Regions from separate parts of the Homo sapiens genome. Here all the other regions are linked to region 4. Evidence: chromatin contacts called from ENCODE Hi-C or POLR2A ChIA-PET data. All regions are on one chromosome and are shown on one strand. The core of a region is the stretch at or near the end of the contact, and the rest is flanking DNA. Distances in the headings are between cores, read along the strand shown. Region 1 overlaps INPP5D (inositol polyphosphate-5-phosphatase D). Region 2 overlaps SAG (S-antigen visual arrestin). Region 3 has its middle 28 kb from the start of ATG16L1. Region 4 overlaps GIGYF2 (GRB10 interacting GYF protein 2).

The links. Hi-C counts contacts between places; a loop is a spot of excess contacts on that map. ChIA-PET counts read pairs that join two places held with the same protein, here RNA polymerase II (POLR2A). Pooled maps may share reads with other maps.
Region 1: a loop to region 4 is called in a pooled map, with 3 times the contacts of the local background. The contact joins two enhancer-like sites. A Hi-C loop is called at or near these places in 2 of 50 pooled maps. POLR2A ChIA-PET finds 5 or more read pairs at or near these places in 3 of 52 experiments (HCT116, Panc1 and activated CD4-positive, alpha-beta T cell).
Region 2: a pooled map shows a loop between it and region 4 (3-fold over the local background). The contact joins two enhancer-like sites. A Hi-C loop is called at or near these places in 2 of 50 pooled maps. POLR2A ChIA-PET finds 5 or more read pairs at or near these places in 3 of 52 experiments (B cell, H1 and Panc1).
Region 3: a loop to region 4 is called in a pooled map, with 2.5 times the contacts of the local background. The contact joins two enhancer-like sites. A Hi-C loop is called at or near these places in 5 of 50 pooled maps. POLR2A ChIA-PET finds 5 or more read pairs at or near these places in 2 of 52 experiments (WTC11 and activated T-cell).

What each region holds. Positions count from the first base shown.
Region 1 is chr2:233,098,328-233,101,843 of GRCh38, reverse strand. All of the region lies in intron 2 of INPP5D (inositol polyphosphate-5-phosphatase D), which reads right to left. Among named protein-coding and RNA genes, the nearest start is that of INPP5D, 40 kb to the right of the region's middle. Within about 2 kb of position 1,368, at least 7 of the 41 ENCODE cell types and tissues checked have a DNase peak (open chromatin) inside an H3K27ac peak, as active enhancers do.
Region 2 is chr2:233,330,108-233,333,304 of GRCh38, reverse strand. SAG (S-antigen visual arrestin) reads right to left here. Exons shown (of 16, transcript NM_000541.5): 10 at 1,593-1,665. Among named protein-coding and RNA genes, the nearest start is that of DGKD, 23 kb to the left of the region's middle. RefSeq lists an enhancer at 3,046-3,197. Within about 2 kb of position 1,589, at least 19 of the 41 ENCODE cell types and tissues checked have a DNase peak (open chromatin) inside an H3K27ac peak, as active enhancers do; they include B cell, where a contact is called at or near this core.
Region 3 is chr2:233,222,345-233,225,847 of GRCh38, reverse strand. No RefSeq gene overlaps it. Among named protein-coding and RNA genes, the nearest start is that of ATG16L1, 28 kb to the left of the region's middle. RefSeq lists a silencer at 2,399-2,550. Within about 2 kb of position 2,172, at least 2 of the 41 ENCODE cell types and tissues checked have a DNase peak (open chromatin) inside an H3K27ac peak, as active enhancers do.
Region 4 is chr2:232,837,310-232,840,784 of GRCh38, reverse strand. It overlaps GIGYF2 (GRB10 interacting GYF protein 2), which reads right to left. Exons shown (of 29, transcript NM_001103146.3): 23 at 814-936. Among named protein-coding and RNA genes, the nearest start is that of SNORC, 31 kb to the left of the region's middle. Within about 2 kb of position 2,049, at least 16 of the 41 ENCODE cell types and tissues checked have a DNase peak (open chromatin) inside an H3K27ac peak, as active enhancers do; they include B cell, where a contact is called at or near this core.

The sequences.
Region 1 (3,516 bases), core at 119-2,618, 260 kb before region 4:
CCTGATCACAAGGAAGAGGTAAAACTGATTAACTTATAAATAAGTTAATATAATATAATGTAATTATAAATATAATATAAATAAATATAATTTATAATAAATAAATATATTTATATTATATATAATATATATTATTTATATAATATGCAATTACTACTTATATAATATGTAATATATAATATCTATTATATGTTATATATTTAATAATAATATAATATATAATTATATATTATAATTATTTAATAATTAATTGATTTTAATAATGTTATATGACATATATGTCATTATTAATTATAATATAATATATGATATATCATTATTAATTTATAAAATAACTTATAAATAAGAGTTTGGGGATTAAAAGAGCTCTAAATAAAAAGAAGTGATTATTAATCTGTCTGACTCCTAACAGGTGTGACAGGAGTCTCTAATAAAGACGTCTACAGTCCTAGAGGCAGGCAGACCTCGCCAGGACTTGGCAGATGTGAGCTGATAACACACATGCCCATGGGGTGCTGGCACTGGCTCCTACAGGCTCAAATCCCAGTTTTCCAGGAACCCCAAGAGCTGGTTGTGAATGCAGCCACTCTGGTGGGAGCTGTGGTTAGAGTGTCTCCACGGTAGAAATAGGCAAACACTACAAATCACGGGCTTGTTTTCTTCCCTGGAGAACTGGTTGTCCAAGGTTTACCATGGCATGTGGTCCAGTGACATTGACCCTTTTGGCAAAATCATCCCTTCAGTCCCCAGAGACCAGACCTCCTGATACACCCGCCTTCCCTTCTGCATGGCCCCCATCTCCAGAAAGCAAGTTTGGATCAGGAAGAAATGCAGTTAGCACAAGATGGTGAATGACTCGTTGGGGGCACACGGAGGGGATTACCGTTCAGTGAGGAACACTGAAAGATGGCAAAGGGCCAGACCACGACAGGAAGCTTCCGCCTTCTTTGAGGGGTAGGTGAGATTGTCTGAAACCAAGAAATGCCAGAAAGGGACAGTAACAGTGTTCTGGGTGGCAAGTGCAGTGACAAAAGTGAGCCCTCCAGCTCCCCAGTGGGGCCCACCCTGCCCTCTGGGGAAAGGAGGCTCTAACAGGAGCAGACAGGTCACACCTGCAAAGGAACTGAAAGTCACTGCTCTGAGGAACTGGGACCAAACCCCAAGGCAGAAAACAGGCTGTGACGACCCCAGCTTCCGTAGAACCAAGCCTCATCCCAGGGAAGAGAGAGAGCTCTGGGTGAGCGAGCTCAACCGGGGGTGCCCATGAGTCCATGGGGGATGCTGAGAGGAGAGAGCCAGGACACCTGAGGGCAGGCCAGGGGGAATTCTGATTGTCACCGGGAGTAACGTGGGCTGTTTTGGAGTTTACAGTGTAGTGAGCTTGACGTCCACCCCAGGCAAGAGGCTAGATGAGATTACTAACAGCATGATCTGTGAGGAGAGGCAAAGCAGGTGCTGGGCCTGGGAACCAGCAGGAGGTCACTGGGAACACACCAAGTCAACTAAACCTGTTTACCAGTGTGTGGTTGCTGGCCTCACAAGTTGGGTAATTAGTTGCGTCTGATGAATATCATAGCTCAGTGGCCTACAGCAGTCAGGCGGGTGATGTAAATGAGTGGAACAGGCTGCGAGTGAGGCGACAGGGCGAGGTGGGGATGGTGACACATCAAAGAGAACTGCCCCATTGAAAGGGAATGCTTCCACTCTGATATGGTTTGACTGTGTCCCCACCCAAATCTCATCTTGAATTGTAACTCCCACAATTCCCACGTGTCGTGGGAGGAACCCGGTGGGAGGTGATTGAATTATGGCGGCTCTGTTCTCGTGATAGTGAATGGGTCTCATGAGATCTGATGGCTTTAGAAATGGGAGTTTGACTGCACAAGCTCATTCTTCTCTTGTCTGCCACATGAGATGTGCCCTTCACCTTCCGCCATGATTGTAAGGCCTCCCCAGCCACGTGGAACTGTGAGTCCATTAAACCTCTTTCTTTTGTAAGTTGCCCAGTCTTAGGTATGTCTTTATCAGCTGCGTGAAAACAGACTAATACACGCCCCACCCCAGCTACATCACTGTGGAATAATCAAGGGTATCAGATCTTCAGATTTTTCAAGGAAAGCTGAAAATCCAGATTATTATGTAGAAATCTCTGAATTTTTAAAAATGCTTGTAACTGGTTCATAATTTTTAAAAATATGGGTTGGGTGAACAGAACACTAAATCCAACATAGGGGCCACCAGATTGTGATCTTTAATCTGATATCTATAGGTTTCCATAAAGCATTTTATGGGGTTCATTTGTGATTTTGTTGTTGTTGAAGAGCACAGGGAGAGAGATGGGCCTGGCTGAGGCCACACCAGTGTCAGTCCAGACATAGGCGTCTGTGCTGTTGGTTCCTCCTTTCATTCACATCAGCAATTCAGATAAGGATCCAGGAGGCAGGCCTTCCAATGTGGGGCTGCCATCCAGCTAGGAGGATGGCACACATGCCAGGTGCTAGAGCCAGGATGAAGCTGACCTCAATGGTCTGGAGTAACGGGCTGGTGTAGCCATGGGAAGTTTAGGACAAAACAATCTAAAGTTCCAAGTCTCGGCTGGGCACGGTGGCTCACACGTGTGATCCCAGCACTTTGGGAGGCCAAGGTGGGTGAATCACCTGAGGTCAGGAGTTCGAGACCAGCCTGGCCAACATAGCAAAACCTCGCCTCTACTATAAATACAAAAATTAGCCAGACATGGTGACGCACACTTATAATCCCAACTACTCCGGAGGCTGAGGCAGAAGAATTGCTTGAACAAGGAGGCGGACGTTGCAGTGAGCCAAGATCGCACCACTGCCCTCCAGCCTGGACGACAGAGTGAGACTCTGTCTCAAAAATAAATAAATAAATAAATAAATAAATAAAAATAAAGTTCCAAATCTAGCTTAGCAGGAGCACATGTGAAAAAGACGATGGCATTTTAGTCGATGGCAAATACATTGTGAAGCTGGATCGCTGAATGGGCGCCCCCTGGTGCCACTGTCTGTGAGACTGCACTCGTGGAGGGGCGCCCGGTGGGAGGGTCAGTCCACTCTGCAGGCCTTGGGTTCTGAGACCCCCATTAGGAAGGACAGGCACCAGGTTGAGTGTGTCATGGGAGGTGGATCTGGGATGGCCTGGGGTTAAGAGGGGCGTGCGGAATGGCTGAAGTAACCCAGAGGGTTTGGCCTGAAGAAACCTCAAGAGAGACCTGCCTGGTTTTTCAAACAGTTGAGGCTTCCATGTATCTCCTGAGGGGAGAACCGGGATCCAGGAGTGGATTTTATAGGAGGCCGATTTCTGCTCTATTCAAGGAACACGTTAAAGAAGACCAGAACTATCTAGAGATATACAGGTTGTGGCCTGAGAGTTTCCTGGTGTCTGGCCCTGACCACGCCTCCAGCACCACGTCTCACCAAAGAGGAGCCTCGCAGTGGGTTGAGCTGGCTCAGAAGACCCTGTGGCTCACCACTGGCTAAGTTTTCCAGCTCCTAT
Region 2 (3,197 bases), core at 340-2,839, 490 kb before region 4:
GAGGAAAGGTGAACCAGGGCCAAGACCCCTCCAGGGCACAGGGATGTGCGAGGATCCCCTAAAGGCAGAACAGAGCCCAATCTTGGCAGAAAGGAGGCAGTGAGTGGTGGTTCTTTCCTGTCTCCCTCCCTTGTAGACCTACAGTTTGAATCTGTTTTGAATAACAGTAATAGTTTCTCCTAAAGTTGCCTTTTAAATATTCCCATATAGGCCAGGTGCGGTGGCTCACGCCTGTAATTTCAGCACTTTGGGAGGCTGAGGCAAGCAGATCACCTGAGGTCAGGAGTTTGAGACCAGCCTGGCCAACAGGTGAAACCCTGTCTCTACTAAAAATACAAAATCAGCCAGGCACGGTGGCTCACTCCTGTAATCCCAGCACTTTGGGAGGCCGAGGTGGGCAGATCACCTGAGGTCAGGAGTTCGAGACCAGCCTGGCTAACATGGTGAAACCCCATTTCTAATAAAAATACAAAAAATTAGCCAGGGGTGGTGGCGTGTGCCTGTAATCCCAGCTACTCAGGAGGCTGAGGCAGGAGAATCACTTGAACCCAGGAGGCAAAGGTTGCAGTGAGTCAAGATCGCGCCATTGCACTCCTGCTTGGGCAACAAGAGCAAAACTCCGTCTCAAAAAAAAAAAAAAATACAAAATTAGCTGGGCTTGGTGGCGGGCTCCTGTAATTCCAGCTACTTGGGAGACTGAGTCAGGAGAATGGCTCGAACCTGGGTGGTGGAGGTTGCAGTGAGCTGAGATCTCACCACTGCACTCCAGCCTGGGCAACAGAGTGAGACTCCATCTCAAAAAAATCTATCTATTACCTTATATTATCTTAAGGAATCAGTTGTCTTTCATCATTCCCCTACCCTAACCTTCCTCTAACCCTGATAATATTTTTTACATACAACGGTGCTTAGAACATGCCAGCAAGGCAAAGAGTTAAGACCTGGTCGAGCTATCCTCTCGGGGGGCTGGAGGTGGGAGATCATCGCCCCCCACTCCAAGCCATGTATTAAATGAATCTATTTGACTTTGTGGCACACAGCAAAGCTGGGCAGGTCTCTCAGGCCAGCATAAAGGAACCATGGCAGGATTCTCATTTGTTTTTGATTCTAACAAAGGGGAAAAGTCATTCACAACAACAGGCTAAGAACAGATATATTCTAATCCAGTTGTCACTGGTATAAGATTTCAATTTGAGATCAAAAGATAGGGAATCCTAGCCTGGGCTGACAGTTCATTTGACCATCTTCTGGGAGGTGGAAATAGTACCAAATTCCTAACAATTCATTCCAAGGATAAATAGAAAAAGCCAGCTGATCCCATGGTGACATTTCTGTCTTTATTTCTCTCCTCTGCGTCATTCTTTGGCTTGCATTAATCCTCAGAACTCCTGTAAGATGGGCACAGAGGGGTGTGGTAGATGCAGAGCTAAGATGCTAACTTTCTGTGCAGCCCTCGAAGGGAGAAAGAGGAAGGAAGTGGAAGGCTGGCGAGCTAGCTGAACATTCTAGTTCCTTCTTCAGCAATAAACGGCGAGAAACTTGACACAGAAGGCTGAGACGCCCAGGAAACGGAAACCCCAACAGCTACTCACTGCGCTTCCTCCATAGCCACGGGCTTGACGTAATAATCACTCGAGTAGAGAACCACATTGGCCACCTGTTCCACTGCAAGGGGAAGACGGGAGTCCGGTGGTCAGCACTGGTCCCCCAACACGTGCACTTTCCCTGCGGCCTCCCAGGGTACACGCTGGTCTCTCCTCTCTGATGATGGTTTCCCTCCACTTCCAAGGCTAGGCTTTCTCAGCCCTCAGCTTCAAGGCTGGGGTTTTGAAGTCCTGTCTCCAGGCCATTTCTGGTCACCCATAACCTGCTCTGTATCAACTCCCACCCATGTCCCCTAAGGCTGCAGCTCCTGGGAGACCCCTCCTTTCCCCTGCTCAGCCCTTTCTAACATCCTCCATCTTACTTCATGAACATTGTCCTTCCTGTCCTCCAAGAGACTAGCTAGAGGCAGTACAGGACTGGTTGGTGGGTGGAACGTGGTGGATAGGAAGGTGGGCCTGGAGCCAGGCTGTTTGGGTGCCAATCTTGGCTTAGCCACTAACTGTGGGGTGAATTATTTATCTATTCTAAGCCTCAGTTTCCCCATCAGTAAAATGGGGGTAATAATTGCATCTAACTCATAGGGACGTTGTGATGATTAAAAAGATGACTTTTAATCACCTTTAAAATTAAGCTTGAGGATTTTTTTAAAAAATAAAGGCAGGGTCTCCCTATATTGCCCAGGCTGGTCTTGAACTCCTGGGCTCAAGGGATCCTCCCACCTTGGCCTCCCAAAGTACTGGGATTACAGGCGTGAACCACTGCACTCAGCCAAAGTTTGAGGATAAAGAAACAATTTGTGCAAGGCATGCAGTACAGTGCCCAGCCTATAGAAAGCAATTAATATTTTGTTTTTAAAAAGTTAACAGCTATCCGGGTGCAGTGGCTCACACCGGTAATCCCAGCACTTTGGGAGGCTGAGGCGGATGGATCACCTGAGGTCAGGGGTTTGAAACCAGCCTGGCCAACATGGCGAAATCCCCATCTCTACTGAAAATACAAAATTAGCCAGGCAAAATTGGTGCACGCCTGTAATCCCAGCTACTTGGGAGGCTGAGGCAGGAGAATGGCTTGAACCCAGGAGCTGGAGGTTGCAGTGAGCCGAGATCACACCACTGCACTCCAGCCTGGGTGACAGAGGGAGACTGTGAAAGAAAGGGAGGAAGGAAGGAAGGAAGGAAGGAAGGAAGGAAGGAAGGAAGGAAGGAAGGAAGGAAGGAAGGAAGGGAGGGAGGGAAAAGTCTAGAATTCCTTAGTCTGCACGCATCAGGATTTCTGACCCTCATCTGTGATGACTCACAGGGAAAAGTGGTATATGACACCTAGGGCCACTGCTCACCCTGGCTTGCCCGGGAGAGCCCATTTTAGGACTGGAAGTTCCACATCCTCAGTCCTGGGCCCTGGGACAGTCACCCCAAGATGCATAAGTCTAACTTTGTCTTGGTCATTGAATGTTTGAGTTAAAAAGTGAACTTAGAGGTTACCCTCACAGGTCATTCCATCATGTCTTCCTCATGAAAGAGCCAAATAAGACCATTATATAAGACCCCCTGTGCTTTGATGCTTTTTGAGCTTAGTTAATGTGTGGGAACAAC
Region 3 (3,503 bases), core at 923-3,422, 380 kb before region 4:
CTGTCTCTCTCTCTCTCTCTCTCTCATTTCTCTCTCTCTCTCTCTCTCTCATTTCTCTTTCTATCTCTCTGTCTCTCTCTCTCTCTCATTTTTCTCTCTCTCTCTCTCTCCCCCCTGGCTCTTAGAACCCAGCCAAGGGTGTTGTGAAGAAGCCAGAGAGTCATCCAGGAAAACCATACATCAATGTCATTGGTGCTCCAGGCACAGCCCAGCTCAACTGAGGTCCCCAATGACGCCATCATTAACCACCAGACTTGGGAGTGAATGAAGCTTCAGATGGTTCCAGCCCCCAACTTTCAAGCACACCCAGTGATGCTGAGTGCAGCTGATACAAGCTGTCCCCAACAAGCCCTGCCCAAGTTACAGATTTGTGAGCAAAGTAAGTGTTGTCATTGTTTTAAGTTTTGGAGCTGTTTGTTATGCAGCAATAGGTGACTGGCACAAAGCTTTTACAATCAGCTTGGGTTTCTTAAACTAGCCTTAAAGGGGCCCGGTGTTAATCAGTGACAAGGAGATGATTTGGAAATGGTATTTTTTGTCCTCTTAGTGGCTTTCAGAAAAATCCATCTTAGTCTAACGTTTAAAAATAAAAATAAAAACAGCCAAGCGCAGTGGCTCATTCCTGTAATCCCAGTACTTTGAGAGGCCAAGACGGGCAGATTGCTTGAGGTCAGGAGTTCAAGACAAACCTGGGCAACATAGCAAGACCCTGTCTCTACGAAAACTACAAAAAACTCAGCCAAGTGTGTTGGCGTGAGTCTGTAGTCCCAGCTACTTGGGAGGCTAAAGTGGGAGGATCACTTGAGCCCAGAAGATGAGACTGTAGTGAGCTGTGATCACGCCACTGCCCTCCAGCCTGAGCAACAGAGTGAGACTCTGTCTCAAAAAAAAAAAAAAATCCTTCTTAGGGAGAGTTATATATATAATATTATGACAAGCACTGTGTAGGAGATGCTTAATAAATATATATTTTGGGTGAACACATAAGCCACTTGAGGTGGGGTGTGGGACTCCAGGAGGCACACTTGTATGACAGTAGCCATTGAGGGTGGGTTTGGATGCCTCCAAGGCTCTTGTTTGGCTTGGATGAGTGGACAAGTTTGGATCTGAGCTCATTTGCTCTGTTTAATAGAGAAGGGAGACAGAGATAGCTTGGTGGTATATCTATGTAGGAGGAAAGAAAAATGGGTTTGAAAGCTGGTAGTGGAATTTTTCAGAGAGAAAACTGTCTTTTTACAGCAGAGCATCTTAAGGGCCATGGCTGTTGTAAAGCAGTGGCACCTCCCCAGCACCAAAGCATGGCCAGGATGGGCTTTGAATAGACAGAAAGTCATGTTGCTCAAGAGGACAGGTAAGAAGATTGTGGAAAGTTCTTAAGAGAGAGGGGCAAATGCAAGGGGCAAGGTAGCGGGGGAGCTCAAATAAAGTAGATCAGAGAGAAATTTCTGATGGCCCGGTGACTGAAGAATTCTAAAAACAAAGATTTCTTTAGCTGGGTATGGTAGCATGCCTGTAGTCCTTGCTACTTGGGAGGCTGAGGGAGAAGAATCATTTGACCCCAGGAGTTTGAGGCTGCAGTGAGCTATGATCGCACAACTACCCTCCAGCCTGAGTGACAGTGAGACCCTGTCTTTATTATTATTATTATTATTTGCTTTGAGACAGGGTCTCACTGCCATCCAGACTGGGGGCAGTGGTGTGATCATAGCTCACTGCAACCTCGACCTCCCTGGGCTCAGGTGATCCTCCCAGCTCAGCCTCCTGAGTAGCTGGAACAACAAGCACGTGCCACCATGCTCAGCTAATTTTTTTTGTGTGGTTTTTGTAGAGACAGGGTTTTGCCATGTTGCCCAGGCTTCTCTTGAACTCCTGGGCTCAATTGATATGCCTGCTTTGGCCTCCCAAAGTGCTGGGATTACAGGTGTGAGCCACGGCACACAGCTGACTCTGTCTCTTAAAAAAAAAAGGAAAAGAAAAAGATTTCTAATTGTTGTTTGTACGTTGTTGACTGTGTGGTCTGTGATGAATCATCCATTGCCCCCCACTTTCAGTGAAGTCTGCCTTACACATAGCCTTTCGTTGGTGGTATTTTAGGGAGTAAAGGAATCAGGGCAGGGTCTAGCATGGGACAGAAAACGGTCAGACTAGAAATACGGATGTGAAACTAGAAGCTACTGAAAGACGCATAGCTCCCCCCAAAATCCCCTTTGAGTGGTTGCTCTAGAGATTTAAATATATATATCAGTCTATTTAGAGTTAATATTGTACCATTTTATGTAAAATGTATAAATCTTGGCTGGGCACGGTGGCTCACACTTATAATCCTAGCATTTTGGGAGGCTGAGGCGGGAGGATCACTTGAGGTCAGGAGTTCGAGATCAGCCTGGCCAACATGGTGAAACCCCATCTCTACTAGAAATACAAAAATTAGCTGGGCATGGTGATGCATGGCTGTAGTCCCAGCTACTGGGGAGGCTGAGGCAGGAGAATCACTTGAACCAGGGAGGTGGAGGTTGCAGTGAGCCAAGATCGTGCCACTGCACTCCAGGAGCCTGGGCGACAGAGCAAGACTCCATCTCAAAAACAAAAAAACAAAAAAACAACAAAAAATACGTGTAAATCTTGCAATCGTATAGCTCCATTTACCAGTCTCCCCGCTTCAATTGTCGTAAGTATTACATTGGTATCATTCTAAACTCTATAAGAAAATGTTATAATCATTTCTTCACACAGTTATATTTTAAAGAAATTAAGAAAATTAAGATAAAAAGTCTTTTATATTTACCCATGTATTTACCATTTTCAATCCTTTCCATTCCTTCCTGAAGATCTGAGTTTTCCCCTATTATCATATCCTATCAGCCTGAAGAAATTCCTTTAGGATTGTTTATAGTAGATCTGATAGCAACAAATTCTGTCAGTTTTCTTTAATCTGAAGATGTTTTCACTTCATTCTTAAGGAGATCATCACTGGTACTAGAATTCTGGGTTGACTTTTTAAAATGTCTATTTCTCTCTTGAGATTTATATCATTTTGCTTGTTTCAAGACTATTTTCTTGGCAGGGTGCGGTGGCTCACGCCTGTAATCCCAGCACTTTGGGAGGTCGAGGCAGGCGGATCATGAGGTCAGGAGATCGAGACCACGGTGAAACTCCGTCTCTACTAAAAATACAAAAAATTAGCCGGGCGTGATGGTGGGCGCCTGTAGTCCCAGCTATTGGGAAAGCTGAGACAGGAGAATGGCGTGAACCCGAGAGGCGGAGCTTGCAGTGAGCCAAGATTGCGCCACTGCACTCCAGCCTGGGTGACAGAGCGAGACTCCGTCTCAAAAAAAAAAAAAGAGTATTTTCTTTTATGCCCCTGAGTATAGTTATAGTAGCTGCTTCAACATCTTTGCTAATTCCAGCATCTGGAATGGGGTTGATCATGGCTGTTTGTTTTTTCTCTTGAGATGGGTCACGTTTTGTGGATTCTTGTTATGAAACAATTTTGAATGGTGTTT
Region 4 (3,475 bases), core at 800-3,299:
CTAAATTTGGACAATCCACCACACCATCATTATCCCTGACTCCCAACACTCTCCCTACCCACCTTCCCTTGTTACCTCTCTGACACTTATCAACCTCTCATACGCTTCATTTTCTACTTTTCTCTTCTCAATCAGAGGGTCAGCTTCATGAATGCAGAAAATCTTGCCTGTTTTAGACTCAGCTATATCCCCAGACCTTAAGTGAGTAGGTACTCAGTAAACATGTGTTGAATGAATGAATGAATGAATGAATGAATGAGCACCGAATGGCATACTGAACCAAACTATGAAAATTATTCATTTTCTCCTCTCTGTCAAAAGCTGTGTTATTCCCCTTCCCTTTTATACTCTTTTGTATCCTTCCTACCCTAATGATGAACTACAGGATATACACTTAAAAGCAGAGGTACTTTATTTCTGTCACATTTTTCTAGACTAGTCAGGGAACCCAGTGTCTTTAGAGAAAAACATATTCTGCTTTCTAGACATCAGACTTATAAAAGATTATCTGCACACAACTCACCCACAATTTTGAACAACCCGTGTAGTTTTATTTATGAGGTCTTCTCAAGAACTACAGTAAAATGTTTAAGAAAACTGAACAGTTATGTTACTCAATCTTCATGTTATACCTATGAGATCCTTCACATTTGCTAGGGTAACCAAATTATGGGCTGAAGTTTAATAATGAACGTCCAATTCAGACACACAACAATTCTGACAGTAATTGTCCTCAGTAACCACTAACCCATAATGCATGCTAGATATTCTGGAACATCGCTTGACTAGATCCCTTTTACTTTAAAATTTTACCTCTTCTCGAAGCTGCCGTTCTCGTTCTTCCTCTAGTTTTTGGATTTCAGCCAACGACAGCGTGGCCTGGGACTGACATGCTGTTGTATTGGACTGCTGGCCCCACGTTGAAGAAGAAGGAAGCTAACAAAAAAGGGAAGGCCAGAAAGTTCATGAGGAAATGTGGACAGGAAACAAAGAAGCAATAATGCATTATGTATACCCAGAACAAATGCATTTCTCTCAACTCCATTTACCACATTCAATTCAAATTTCCTTCTTCATTGCTTTTACTTACTATCCTCTCAGCTTCTTTTGCTTAAGTTTTTGTCACTGCTCCAAACCTAAGTTTATTTTAAAACAACTTATAATACACATACACACTTACATTTCATCTACCTCTTGGTGACAACAAATTTGTTACATCTGGTACTGACATAAACAGCAATATACAACCATAAAGAGGAGTAAACAAAAGAATCACTAAATTGGCTTAAGGATTTTTTAATTGACGAAAGCAACAAAGGACATGATATGCTGCTGTCCAGTGAAAGTGTTAAGGACACGATTTCTGAGGGTAGCACCATGAGATTTCTCATCTCATGAGAGATGCTGGCATAGTTCTTGATCAGCCTTTATGAAAGGGAGCCACTGTTAACCAGGCTGTAGCTTCTAGTCATGAGCATTAAGCTGCTTTTAATCAATAATTTTATTTTTCCCATCCCTTAAGATTATTGACTAAAATAGAGTATAAATATCTAGGTCCTGAATATTTCAATATTCTCAAAGCCTGATTATTCTCAGAGAACCCCTTGCTCTTCCTGGCCAGAAAAAGACACACTTTTAATACTGAGGCATCAAACAAGCGAACACAATAAAAAAGAAACCTAACCAGACTTAAAAAATGTATTTAATAAAAATAATACATGAACATAGATCAAAACAAATAAAATGCCAAACAGTCCCCAAAAGAATGGACCTACAGCAGAAATCTATAACAGTGGATATTGATAGGATAAAAGGTATAAACAGTTTAAACCATCACTGATACTGCCAAACAACTCTTCAAATGAATGTCTTCAACACTACTGAACATAATCAACTCTTAACATTTTTTAGCCAATATGACAGACAATAGGGCATTTCTCTCAAAATGCACCTGCCCTGGGGTGGGGGAGGGGTGCAGAGGGAAGTTAACAAAGACTGGGGGAGGGAGGTGTTGAGAGGCAAAACTGAGCAAAAATTAACTTTGTCTCCACAGGAAATGACTCATTTGAAGGCACTATCAAGATCAAGTAAGGCAGTAGATCTCAAACTGGCAGCATAACCTGAAGGGACCTATAAAAATGTAGAGGCCCTGGCTCCACCACACCTAATCAATCAGAAGATCAGAAGGGAAGGCAGGAGAATCAGCATATTTTAATCATTCTGATGCAGCCAGTAACCACTGATGTTGTCTAAAATCACAGTAGATGTGTCACCCCATGGTAATCAGGAAACAATCTTTCAAGCCCGCTTCAGCAGAACTCAGCCAGCACTGGGAATAGAGGCAGTGCCTCCAGAAATGGCCATCTATCCTCACGGGCACCTCTGAGAATCTTCCTATTGCTGTGCCAAAATATATTTATTTTCTCTCTCCTCCCTGGCCTGACTCCCTATTTCTCTCTATATACACACACATACATATGCGTGTATATATATATATACACATGCACACACACATACACACATATACATATACATACACACGCTCTTTCTCTAGGTATATATACACACAAAATATATACTCTATATTTCATAGGTCTGTTCTACAGACCAAAGTTAAGTCTTCCTTATATAGACTTATGTCTGCTGATAGCTTTCATTTTCCTTAAGTCTTCTTTGTACATCGGAAATAATATCCCAGAGCTCTTTCAACATTGCCTCATGACACTTACCAGCCCACCCTATAATGCCCACTCAGGAGAACTGCAGTGTGTCAATCATGCTTCTCAGAACAAACTTTTGACAAATCAAAAGCAAATAGGGACCCCCGAATGCCTAATGTCCTTCATTGATTTTTAAAACTATACTCTTCTTGTTCTGCGCTGACATTGCTACCTTACATTTCAACACTGGTTTTGCTTTAAGAAATAACTGTTTCACTGTCGGAATGACAGCATGAGGAGCTGCGTGGACCTGCTCCCTGGCAAAACTGGTGAAGATCATTTTTAAAATAATCATTTAAACTCTCTGGCTGGCAGCAGGGCCCCACACCTGTAATCCCAGCACTTTGGGAGGCCGAGGCAGGCGGATCACTTGAGGTCAGGAGTTTGACATCAGCCTGGCCAACATGGCAAAATCCCATTTCTACTAAAAATAAAAAAAAAAAGTAGCTGGGTGTGGTGACGCACACCTTTAATCCAGCTACTTAGGAGGCTGAGGCCAGGAGGATCGCTTGAACTCAGGAGGCGGAGGTTGCAGTGAGCTGAGATCGTGTCACTGCACTCCAGCCTGGGCGACAGAGCCAGACCCTGTCTCAAAAAAATAAATAAAGTCTCTGGAAATACTCCTAAGGGCATACAGCAAATGAAAAAAAGTTTATTCAAGAATATTTGCTAAAACTCAGTAAGAACAGCAAGAGTTGGTGATACTTAAACCAAGACCTACTCTCCTTCTCTCCTCCCAGCTTAATGAGACAGAA